Regions from separate parts of the Homo sapiens genome. Here region 1 is linked to region 2. The links are chromatin contacts, found by Hi-C or POLR2A ChIA-PET in ENCODE. All regions are on one chromosome and are shown on one strand. Each heading gives the region's core, a stretch centred on a gene start or an enhancer-like site at or near the end of the contact. The rest is flanking DNA. Distances are from core to core; before and after follow the strand shown.

Region 1 (4,861 bases), core at 961-3,460, 160 kb after region 2:
CAGGAGGGCCGAGTTCCTTGTGTCTTTCCCTTTCTTGAATTTGTATTTTTACTACCTTGGTATTTGGTTTTAAAGTTTACATAAACAGGATCTGATTTTTCTTCCACTCAATTTAAGGGAGGTTCGTGGTGTCTTATCTATAGCCTCTAATTCGTTTCTCACTCAAGCCCTGTACAGCCAGATACTGCTGTTCTTTGGCTGAGCCTCAGGTAAAATGGTTGGCTCTCCAGTCCTTTATAGAAAATCATGGCAGGAAGGAATGGGAGAGAAAACAGATTCTGCCTCCCAGCTCCACGTGAGGAAGAGTTTTATTATTAATTTTTATTTTATTTTTTTTGAGACGGAGTCTCCCTCTGTCGCCCAGGCTGGAGTGCAGTGGCACAATCTAGGCTCACTGCAACCTCTGCCTCCTGGGTTCAAGCGATTCTTCTGCTCAGCCTCCCCAGTAGGTGGGACTACAGGCGCGTGCCATCATGCCTGGCTAATTTTTTTTTTTTTTTGTTATTTTTAGTAGAGACGTGGTTTCCCCATGTTGGCCAGGCTGGTCTCAAAACTCCTGACCTCAGGTGATCCGCCTGCCTCAGCCTCCCAAAGTGCTGGGATTACAGGCATGAGCCACTGCGCCCGGCCTATTATTATTAATTTTAAAAATAGAGATTGCAGTCTTGCTATGTTACCCAGTGTGGTCTCAAACTCCTGGCCTCAAGCGATCCTCCTGCCTCGGCCTCCCGAAGCACTGGGATTATAGGTGTCAGTCACAGCGCCTGGCCAGAAGAGTTTTCGAGGGCTGGCTTTTCAGGTCGTTTTCTGGGCCTCAATGTCTATTTCTGACAATGTGGGGAAAAGAAAGATCAGATTGTTACTGTGTCTGTGTAGAAAGAAGTAGACATAGGAGACTCCATTTTGTTCTGTACTAAGAAAAATTCTTCTGCCTTGAGATGCTGTTAATCTATAACCATACCCTGTTATAGATGACGGGGTTCTCTATAACCAACCCCGTGCTCTCTGAAACATGTGCTGTGTCAACTCAGGGTTAAATGGATTAAGGGCTGTGCAGGACGTGCTTTGTTAAACAGATGCTTGAAGGCAGCATGCTCCTTAAGAGTCATCACCACTCCCTAATCTCAAGTACCCAGTGACACAAACACTGCGGAAGACCGCAGGGACCTCTGCCTAGGAAAGCCAGGTATTGTCCAAGGTTTCTCCCCATGTGATAGTCTGAAATATGGCCTCATGGGAAGGGAAAGATCTGACCGTCCCCCAGCCCGACACCCGTAAAGGGTCTGTGCTGAGGAGGATTAGTAAAACAGGAAGGAACGCCTCTTCGCAGTTGAGACAAGAGGAAGGCATCTGTCTCCTGCCCGTCCCTGGGCAAGTCTTGGTATAAAACCCGATTGTATGTTCCATCTACTGAGATAGGGGAAAACTGCCTTAGGGCTGGAGGTGGAACATGCGGGCAACAATACTGCTCTGTAAGGCACTGAGATGTTTATATGTATGCATATCTAAAGTACAGCATTTAATTCTTTACCTTGTCTATGAACCGTTGTTCACGTGTTTATCTGCTGACCCTCTCTCCACTATTATCCTATGACCCTGACGCATCCCCCTCTCCAAGAAACACCCAAGAATGATCAGTAAATACTAAGGGAACTCAGAGGCTGGAGGGATCCTCCGTATGCTGAACGCTGGTCCCCTGGGCCCCCTTTATTTCTTTCTCTATACTTTGTTTCTGTGTCTTTTTCTCTTCCAAAGTCTCTCGTTCCACCTAACGAGAAACACCCACAGGTGTGGAGGGGCAACCCATCCCTTCAGACAATTGGGAGGTGAGGGCCGATTGCCTTACACGGTGAGACAAGCGGCCTGACTCGTGACTATTTTTTTGGACAAATCAGGCAGCCACTGACTCCCTTCATTATGGCCTCAGCTTTATCTCTGGGCAATAAGTGTGATCCCTTCCTTCGCTGCGTCCTTTGCAGGGGCGGTGGCGCTCTGCAAGGCCCAAGGGGGCGTGGTCCAGATGACTTTGAATCCCAGTTGTCGCCCCCAGGGTCAGCCAGGAGACTAGTCAGAAGCAAACGCGCCTGCGGCAATCCGCCCGATGCCTTTGGTCTCTCTCGGGCTTCCGTCCACCCGCCCCTCCCCCGCGTTTCCATTGGCTGTAGCTCCGGCCCGGGGCGGGCGAAGAGGGAGCGAGTGGGCGGGGCCGCGTGGCGTCAGCGCAAGATGGCGGCCTCGGCAGCGGTGTTCTCGCGCTTGCGAAGCGGGCTCCGGCTCGGCTCGCGGGGACTGTGCACGAGGTTGGCGACGCCGCCCCGCCGGGCCCCAGATCAGGTGAGCGGAACGAGGGTGGCCCTCTGAATGTGGGGTCCCTTCCCTGGAGTTACGGACATATCGCCGCCCCTTGGGGGTTCCGGGACGCCTCACCTCAGGGTGCTGAATGAAACGCCGCTTGTGTTTTGGGGCCCTTCCCAACCTCCTGGGTGGTTGCTCCCCTAGGCTGGAGGCTGGGAATCCAGGTGTGTCCTTAGACCCCACCTCCCACCCACGTGGGTGCCGGAGGAGGAGGGGGTTACCGTTCCCCGTTTCAGTGACCACTCAGGTGATACTTGAGCAGGAGGGGCCTGGGACGCTGGAGTCCCAGTCTGGCCGTGGGAGTTATTTTCTCTGTGGCGTTGGTGGTGGCGAGGTAGACGTTTGGGTTTCCAATTCGACTTGCCTCCATGTTGACAGAGACCCAGCCATTCTGACCTCCAAGTCTATCACTTCTGTGCCTTAGTTCCCCAAGCCCCAGACAAGTGATTGCCCTTCCCCGCCTCCGCTCCTATCCCTTACCCTATAACTCTGCTACTTTTAGCCCCAAGCAGCCGGACGTCGTAACTCCCGGTTCTGTCTGTACCCCTTCCCCCACCACTTGTGCCCTCCGTTCCCTCTCATCCCAGTGTTTAGGCCCTCCCATCCCTTATTCTCCGTGCTTTGCTTTTCTGGGCTGCAGACCCTCCAGTCCTGTTGCCTTCAGGATCCTGTGCACCTGGCCTGTTAGCTTTTAAAACTCCTGGCATCCTGGTGCGGGACAGTCTGGTTTTGACCCTCTGAGCAGCCCCACATCCTGACTGCTACTCCAGGGACACAGATGTCCAGGGCTCTGTGGGTGTCTGCCTCTTGGCTCCTGAACTTGATTCTTCTTGGACTGGAGGGTGGGGACCATCCTGACCTCTCTTCTCTCTTGGCTGACCTCCCCTTTCTCAACCGCAGGCCGCAGAGATCGGGAGCCGCGGGAGCACTAAGGCGCAAGGGCCACAGCAGCAGCCGGGCTCAGAGGGTCCCAGCTATGCCAAAAAAGTTGCGCTCTGGCTTGCTGGGCTGCTTGGAGCTGGTGGGACTGTGAGCGTCGTCTATATCTTTGGTGAGGGACATATCCCTGTCCCCCAGTTTTGTTCCTTGGCCTCCCTGGTCCACTGTGGAACCTCCCACTCTTGCCCACTACCAGCTTCTCTCGTCTTCATTCCCTGGCTCCTTCCTCAATAGGGCAGCCAAATAAGACACCTACCTTGAAAACCAGGGAAGTCTTCTTTCTTCTCCCTTCCACTCCTTAAGGTTCTAGTCTTTCTAGTTGGTTCCTGTACCAGGATAAAGGAAAGAGGGGAAGATGGGGAAGGATAGGCCTGGATCAGCTTCCTAAACTTTGTCTTTCCTCAGCAGCCAAAAATCCAGCCTTCCCACTAGTTACTTTAAATCCCACAGACCCGGCCGGGCACGGTGGCTCACGCCTGTAATCCCAGCACTTTGGGAGGCCGAGGCGGGCGGATCACGAGGTCAGGAGACGGAGACCATCCTGGCTAACACGGTGAAACCCCATCTCTACTAAAAATACAAAAAAAAATTAGCCCGGTGTGGTGGCGGGCGCCTGTAGTCTCAGCTACTCGGGAGGCTGAGGCAGGAGAATGGCGTGAACCCGGGAGGCGGAGCTTGCAGTGAGCCGAGATCGTGCCACTGCACTCCAGCCTGGGCAACAGAGCGAGACTCTGTCTCAAAAAAAAAAAAAAAAATCCCACAGACCCAAAAGACCTAGCCCCAGCCCCATTTCTCTCAAAGACCCAGGAATCTTGGCTCCCAGCCCCCTCCTGGCTTGACTCCAGGAGGCTGTGCCTCTCTCTTTCCTCAGATCCAGGAGTCCAGGCCCCTTATCCCACTCCTCCCTCGGGACCCAGGGGACTGGGCCCTAATTCCTCATATTCATCCTGGTCTCCCTTGCAGGAAACAACCCGGTGGACGAAAATGGTGCCAAGGTGAGGGGGAAAGAGACCGAGGCCTTGCCAGGAGTCCTAGTCTGTGGGTGAGAGGGGTCCCCTTTGGTCTGTTCAGGCACATTGCTGGTCTGGAGTGAGCCTTTCTTTCCCAGTGACCTTTGCCTGTTCCTCTTGGGGTCCTGGAGATTCCTTTTCTGTATGTGATGGGGTTCTGCCTCTGACATCCTAAACCTTCCATTTTTCTCTCTACCTCCCAGATTCCTGATGAGTTCGACAATGGTGAGTAAACAAGCACAGATTCTGGAGTCCCTGACCCTCTCAACTCTGTCATTTGTAAGGATGTCTCTCTCCCCATCTGGTGTCTCCGGCCCCTCCTCCTTCCACTGGGGAGGTGGGGGAGCCAGCAGCTGGATGGCTTTGTGGGGAGGGACATTACAAAGCCCAAGCCCACTTCCCTGGCCCCTCAGCCCCGAGCAGATGGTCAGAGACAGATGGGGGATTGGAGCCTTGGGTGGGAGGGCTTGGGGACACAGGGTGGCCTATCTCCAGACACATGGGTTCCTGTGCCTTAGACCAAGCATCTGCGGTTCCCAACTCCTTCCCCATCCCCC
Region 2 (4,995 bases), core at 2,116-4,615:
GCCTCGCCTCCGACAGCTGGGGTAGGACTCAAATGGAGGGAATAATAATAGCAATGGAAATAGCTAACATTTATGGAGAGTGGTGCAGCACTGCAGGACAGAATCCGCCCTACTGCCTGGGTTCAGACCTCACCTCCCCACTGTGTGACTTTAATCAAGTGACTTCCCCTTTCTGTGCCTCGGTGTGCTCATCTGTCAAATGGGAATAATAATGGCACCCACCTCATAAGGTTGCTATGAGGATTTAATGAGATAATATTTTATGACATGCTTAGAATAGTTCCTGACAAAGTAAACACTATATACATGTGAGCTGCTGCTATTATCATTATTATTATTACTATTATTATTACTAATTTATTATTTTCTCCAGCTTTCTCAGCCACCAGGAGGTCAGGCTATCGGGAGATCTTCCCACACCCATGCACACGCACATACAAAATGGGCAAACATATTCACTCAACCCTCTAAATGCAGGGGTCATTTCATATCTTGACATATTCTTGTATCCTTTACTGATATCATGAGGAAACCTTGCTTTCCCAAACACCTTAACCATCCTGAGAATGAATGTCTCTTGGCCTGAAACCCCCCACCTGCTCCCCAGAGCCACCTGGCCACCACAAGCCCTCACCCAACTTTGATGTTCCTGACCTTGTCACCACTCCCCAGCCTTGGACAGAGTGGTGGGCAACTGGTCCTTCAGGAAACTGTCATCCCCTGAACTGAAATCCATGCGAGGCAGGGTTCCAGACCCCCAGCTGGCTGACAGCAAGCCCCATCACCCCCCATGTCTCTCTCTCTCTGAAGCCTTACGGCTCTACTCACCTCTCTTCAGGGAGTCAGGGCCTGGGCCAGCACCTGCAAAGGAACAGAACCACCTTGTTAGCATCGTTCTGGCTCTTCTCTGTGCACCAGATCTTGCCTTGGAGACCATCCCGGCCAAGGAAGTCCCTGGTGTGATCACGCTCTCAGTCCTCCTGTGGCGGGTTTTGCATAGTCTCACAGGAACCCAGAAGTCCTCTCTGGAATCCTAGATTAGGCCTCAGGGTTGTTCACCCTCCAAAGCCCAGGAGTCGAGGACTTTAGCCCTTTGTCCTCTGGGGTTTCAGGAGCCAAGAACCCCAGCCCCCTCTTCCCTCTGACCCAAGAGTCCAGACCAGACCTCTGGCCCTCCATTAGAACCCAAGAGTTTACATCCCAGCCCCTCAACTCCAAAGTCCTGAACGGTACCAAGAGCTGGGGAAGGGCCAAAGTTTCCCATCCTTGCCATGATACTATTGCCCACACCAACATGTGTGTCCATGTCAGAACCCACGCAAGCCCACAACCCAAGTCTCTACATCTGGATTTCTATGAACATAGCAACATGATCTGTGTGCCCTCCGCCCTCTATGGGCACTTGGCCTGGCATATGGACACACTGTGTCCAGGGACCCCAGGCGGGACCCCAGTATACCAGAGGTCATGCCACATGGGCCTCAAACCCACTGAACCCAAGAGTAGGGACAGCCTTGTGCCAGGGCACAGACACATGTGTCTTTCACATACATGTCTGAACATACACAACCCCCAGAGACCAACACCAAAACACAAACAGACTCACAACATAGATGGATACATACCCTCAAGGTTGACACACCTGCATGCAACAATACATGTACAACACTGACTCTGCCATGCAAGTTCACACACACAAATGCACAGATACAACAGAGAAACTCATGTGCCCCCTAACAGACAACCAGGTACATGCATTTACAACAGATCTACCTTGCACACTCACCAGCACACAGGGGCACACACATCTAACAAACACACACACACCTGTGCAAACATACACAAGTGCACACTCTTAAATGCCTAGACACACTCATACTTCACACATCTCCATGTTGCAAAGTTGATACAGCACCACGCTAACAGATACATACCTCACACACACACACACACACACAAAACCACAAGCATACAGATACGAGGCTGATCCACACTGGAACACGCACACAGGCACAAAAAGATCCACCTTTGCAGACACGCCAAGATGTTCACTCATAACAGACACATGCTCACACAACAGTCCTGTGATTTACACACTTCCAAATGCATAGAAAATACTGAACCACAGTAGCACAGTCAGTAGACAGGCCCAGATTCACACTCACACAGTCTTGGACACACATTCCTCCCAGCCCTGAGGCACCCCCCCACCACCCCACCTACTTACTTCCCAGGCCCAAGAAATCCTAACATCCCTGCAGCACATTCAGCATCCTGCCCTCCACACCCCCAAAAAACCAGGGCAAAAGCCAGGCCAGAGGTCAGAGTTCAGCAGGTGGAAACTCAAGAGGATTTGGGGGTTTGAGTCCTAGATCACCGTTTCAAGGAGATCCTCCCACCAGCAGCCCCAAAGGTTCCCCAGCCTGGCCATCAGGATGGAGGTAACTCTGGCTCCGTCTGCAGATGTCTGGCCGGTGGGGGAATTAGGGTGGAGTGGGTGGGGAAGGGCCGGGTCTTCGCCCCCCAACCCCCACCTCAGGGCCCATCTGTCCATTTCTCGGCCTCTCATCCCCCCTCCATCTGTCCACCTCCTGGCCGCCCATCCCCCCCCCGCAACCACCGGGAAGGGGAAGACATGGCCGCTTCCCCCAGGACCGCTAAGGACCCCCCAGTTGACATGGACCGAGGGAGCGGCGAACTCCCCTCCCCCAAATCCACACCGAGGCCTGGGCGCCGAGCCTCAGCCCCCAAGCCAGCAACCTGCCGTGGACTCACAGATACACACCCTCGGAGACATACAACCCGCAGACACACACACACACACACACACACACACACACACACAAATGGACACCCGAGCGGGCACACCCGGCTCCACAGACCCGGGGATGGACATCCAACCCGGACACAAACACCCAGAGCAGCTAGTCGCGCACGCACATGGGCTTGGGGGGGACCCACACCTGGGCACACAACCCACGCACACACACACCTGCACACAGCCCCTCCGATGGGCGCGCGACAGCGCCCAGACACACAGCCGGAGGGGCGGCCGCTCGGGGGGACACGCGTGCACAGCCGGACACGCCGGCCGGGCTCGACACCCCGCGCACACCCGATGGCCACACGGGCAGGGCGCCGCACACGCCGGCACCGGGCACACATAGGGCCGCGCGGGCGCACGCCGGGCCCGCCGCAGCGCCACGGACACACACTCGCACGCTCGCACGCTCACACCCGCGCACACACCCGCGCCCCCGCCCGCCGCTCCCGGGCCGCTGCAGGCCGCGCTCACCCAGCCCGGGGGGGCCCCGGGCCCGGCCCCGCCGCCGCTGCCTCGCTCCGCGCCATGGTGGGGGGAGGGCCGGGGGAGGGGGCGCGGTGCCGCGGGGCCGCCTCCCTCCCGCCTCCCGCCCTCCCTCCCGAGCCGCAGCCGAGCTCCGCCCTCCGCGCCGCCCGCCGCCACCGCCGCCGCAAGGGGGGAGGGGGCGCCGACTGGTGGGGGCGGCCGGGCGGGGCGGTCGCACACCCGGGATCCCCGCCCCGAACCCGCCGCAGACCCCTCTCCACTGCCGAGCCGCCGCGGGCCCGCCCCCGACCCTTCCCCAGCCCCACCCCCAGCCCCGCCGGCCTCCCCGGAGACCCCCCCAGACCACGCCCCAACTGGCCTAGGGACCCCGGATCTCCCTACAGAGACCTCCCATCACGTCCTAATACCCAGGGGGACCTCGGATCAGGCCTCACCTCTTTTGAGAACCCAGGCGATGTTCTAGGGCCACCCAGGACCACAAATCATGCCCTGCTCTCCTGCTTGACCTCAGACTATGACCCACACACTGTCAGGAACCCCAGACCATGCCCCCAAACCCAGAAGAATCCCAGATCATATCCCAGCATCCAAGGGGATCCAGACCACCCCACCAGCAACCCTAAATCATATCCCAACATTCAGATAGACCCCCAGACCACACCCCTTCCCTCACGGACCCCAAATCATACCCTAACATCGGGGGAGACTTCAGACCATATGTCAGCCAAATCCCAGATGGTGCCTGACTCCCTTTGGGGACCCAAACCACATTCTACAGCCACCAGAACCACAAATCATATTCCACTCCTTCTTGGGGACCCCCAGCCATGTCCTTCTACCCTCAAGGACCCTAACCCATTCCCTTACCCCCAGTATGAACTCCAAACCATGCCTAACTTCTAGGGGGCCCTAAAATGTCTCTTATCCCTATGGAAGACCCTTAAACTTTCCCCATGAACCCCATTAGACCCCAAACCATCTTCCACCCCTTTGACCTTACACCTTTCTCTCTCCTTCTCCTCCAAGACATCCTTTGGTTTCCAAAACTCCCCAATTAGCCCCAATTTTTTCCCACCCCCTACTAGTCCTGCCCCCTTGAGGACCCTGCCTCCTTCTTGCTCCAGTTCTTTCTCTTGGACCCTGAAAGTCCCCCCTCCCTGTGACTTCCATAGAGCCCAGAATGCCTTGCTCCTTCCTAGTTCAGACCCCTTTGCCCATCCCCTGTCCCATAGCTGAACCCCACCCCTTCCCTCAAACCCCACTGAGTATCTCAGGCCACTCTCCTTCTCTTTCTGAGATATTCACAGGGTCCCTAAACCCAGCAACTTCTCCCCTAAAAATCTGTGTTGTTTCATGCAGTGCCCCAGATTCCTGGGGTCTCAAACCCTTCTCGTTTTGGATCCCACTGTACAGAGGTCCTCCTCTAAACCCCTTTCCTAATTTTTTTTTTTTTTTAGACAAAGTCTCACTCTGTCACCCAGGCTGGAGTAGAGTGGCACGATCTCGGCTCACTGCAACCTCCACCTCCCAGGTTCAAGCAATTCTCCTGCCTCAGCCTCCCTAGTAGCTGGGATTACAGGTGTGCGCCACCACGCCCGGCTAATTTTTCTTTTCTTTTTCTTTTTTCTTTTCTTTTTTTTTTTTTTTTTGAGACAGAGTCTTGCTCTGTTGCCCAGGCTGGAGTG

The links. A loop is a pair of places that touch in the nucleus more often than their neighbours do. ChIA-PET counts read pairs that join two places held with the same protein, here RNA polymerase II (POLR2A). Pooled maps may share reads with other maps.
Region 1: a loop to region 2 is called in a pooled map, with 5 times the contacts of the local background. The contact joins the promoter of TIMM50 here to the promoter of LRFN1 in region 2. A Hi-C loop is called at or near these places in 1 of 37 single-sample maps with no recorded cell type and 4 of 50 pooled maps. POLR2A ChIA-PET finds 5 or more read pairs at or near these places in 2 of 52 experiments (Panc1 and activated T-cell).

What each region holds. Positions count from the first base shown.
Region 1 is chr19:39,478,628-39,483,488 of GRCh38, forward strand. It overlaps TIMM50 (translocase of inner mitochondrial membrane 50), which reads left to right and starts at 2,211. Exons shown (of 11, transcript NM_001001563.5): 1 at 2,211-2,334; 2 at 3,256-3,406; 3 at 4,258-4,289; 4 at 4,508-4,529. The coding sequence starts at 2,227. LOC124904718 (a long non-coding RNA gene) reads left to right here and starts at 4,537. Exons shown (of 2, transcript XR_007067257.1): 1 at 4,537-4,861. RefSeq lists enhancers at 1,899-2,493, 2,614-2,663.
Region 2 is chr19:39,317,498-39,322,492 of GRCh38, forward strand. It overlaps LRFN1 (leucine rich repeat and fibronectin type III domain containing 1), which reads right to left and starts at 3,366. Exons shown (of 5, transcript NM_020862.2): 1 at 3,296-3,366; 2 at 829-861. RefSeq lists a silencer at 2,955-3,214.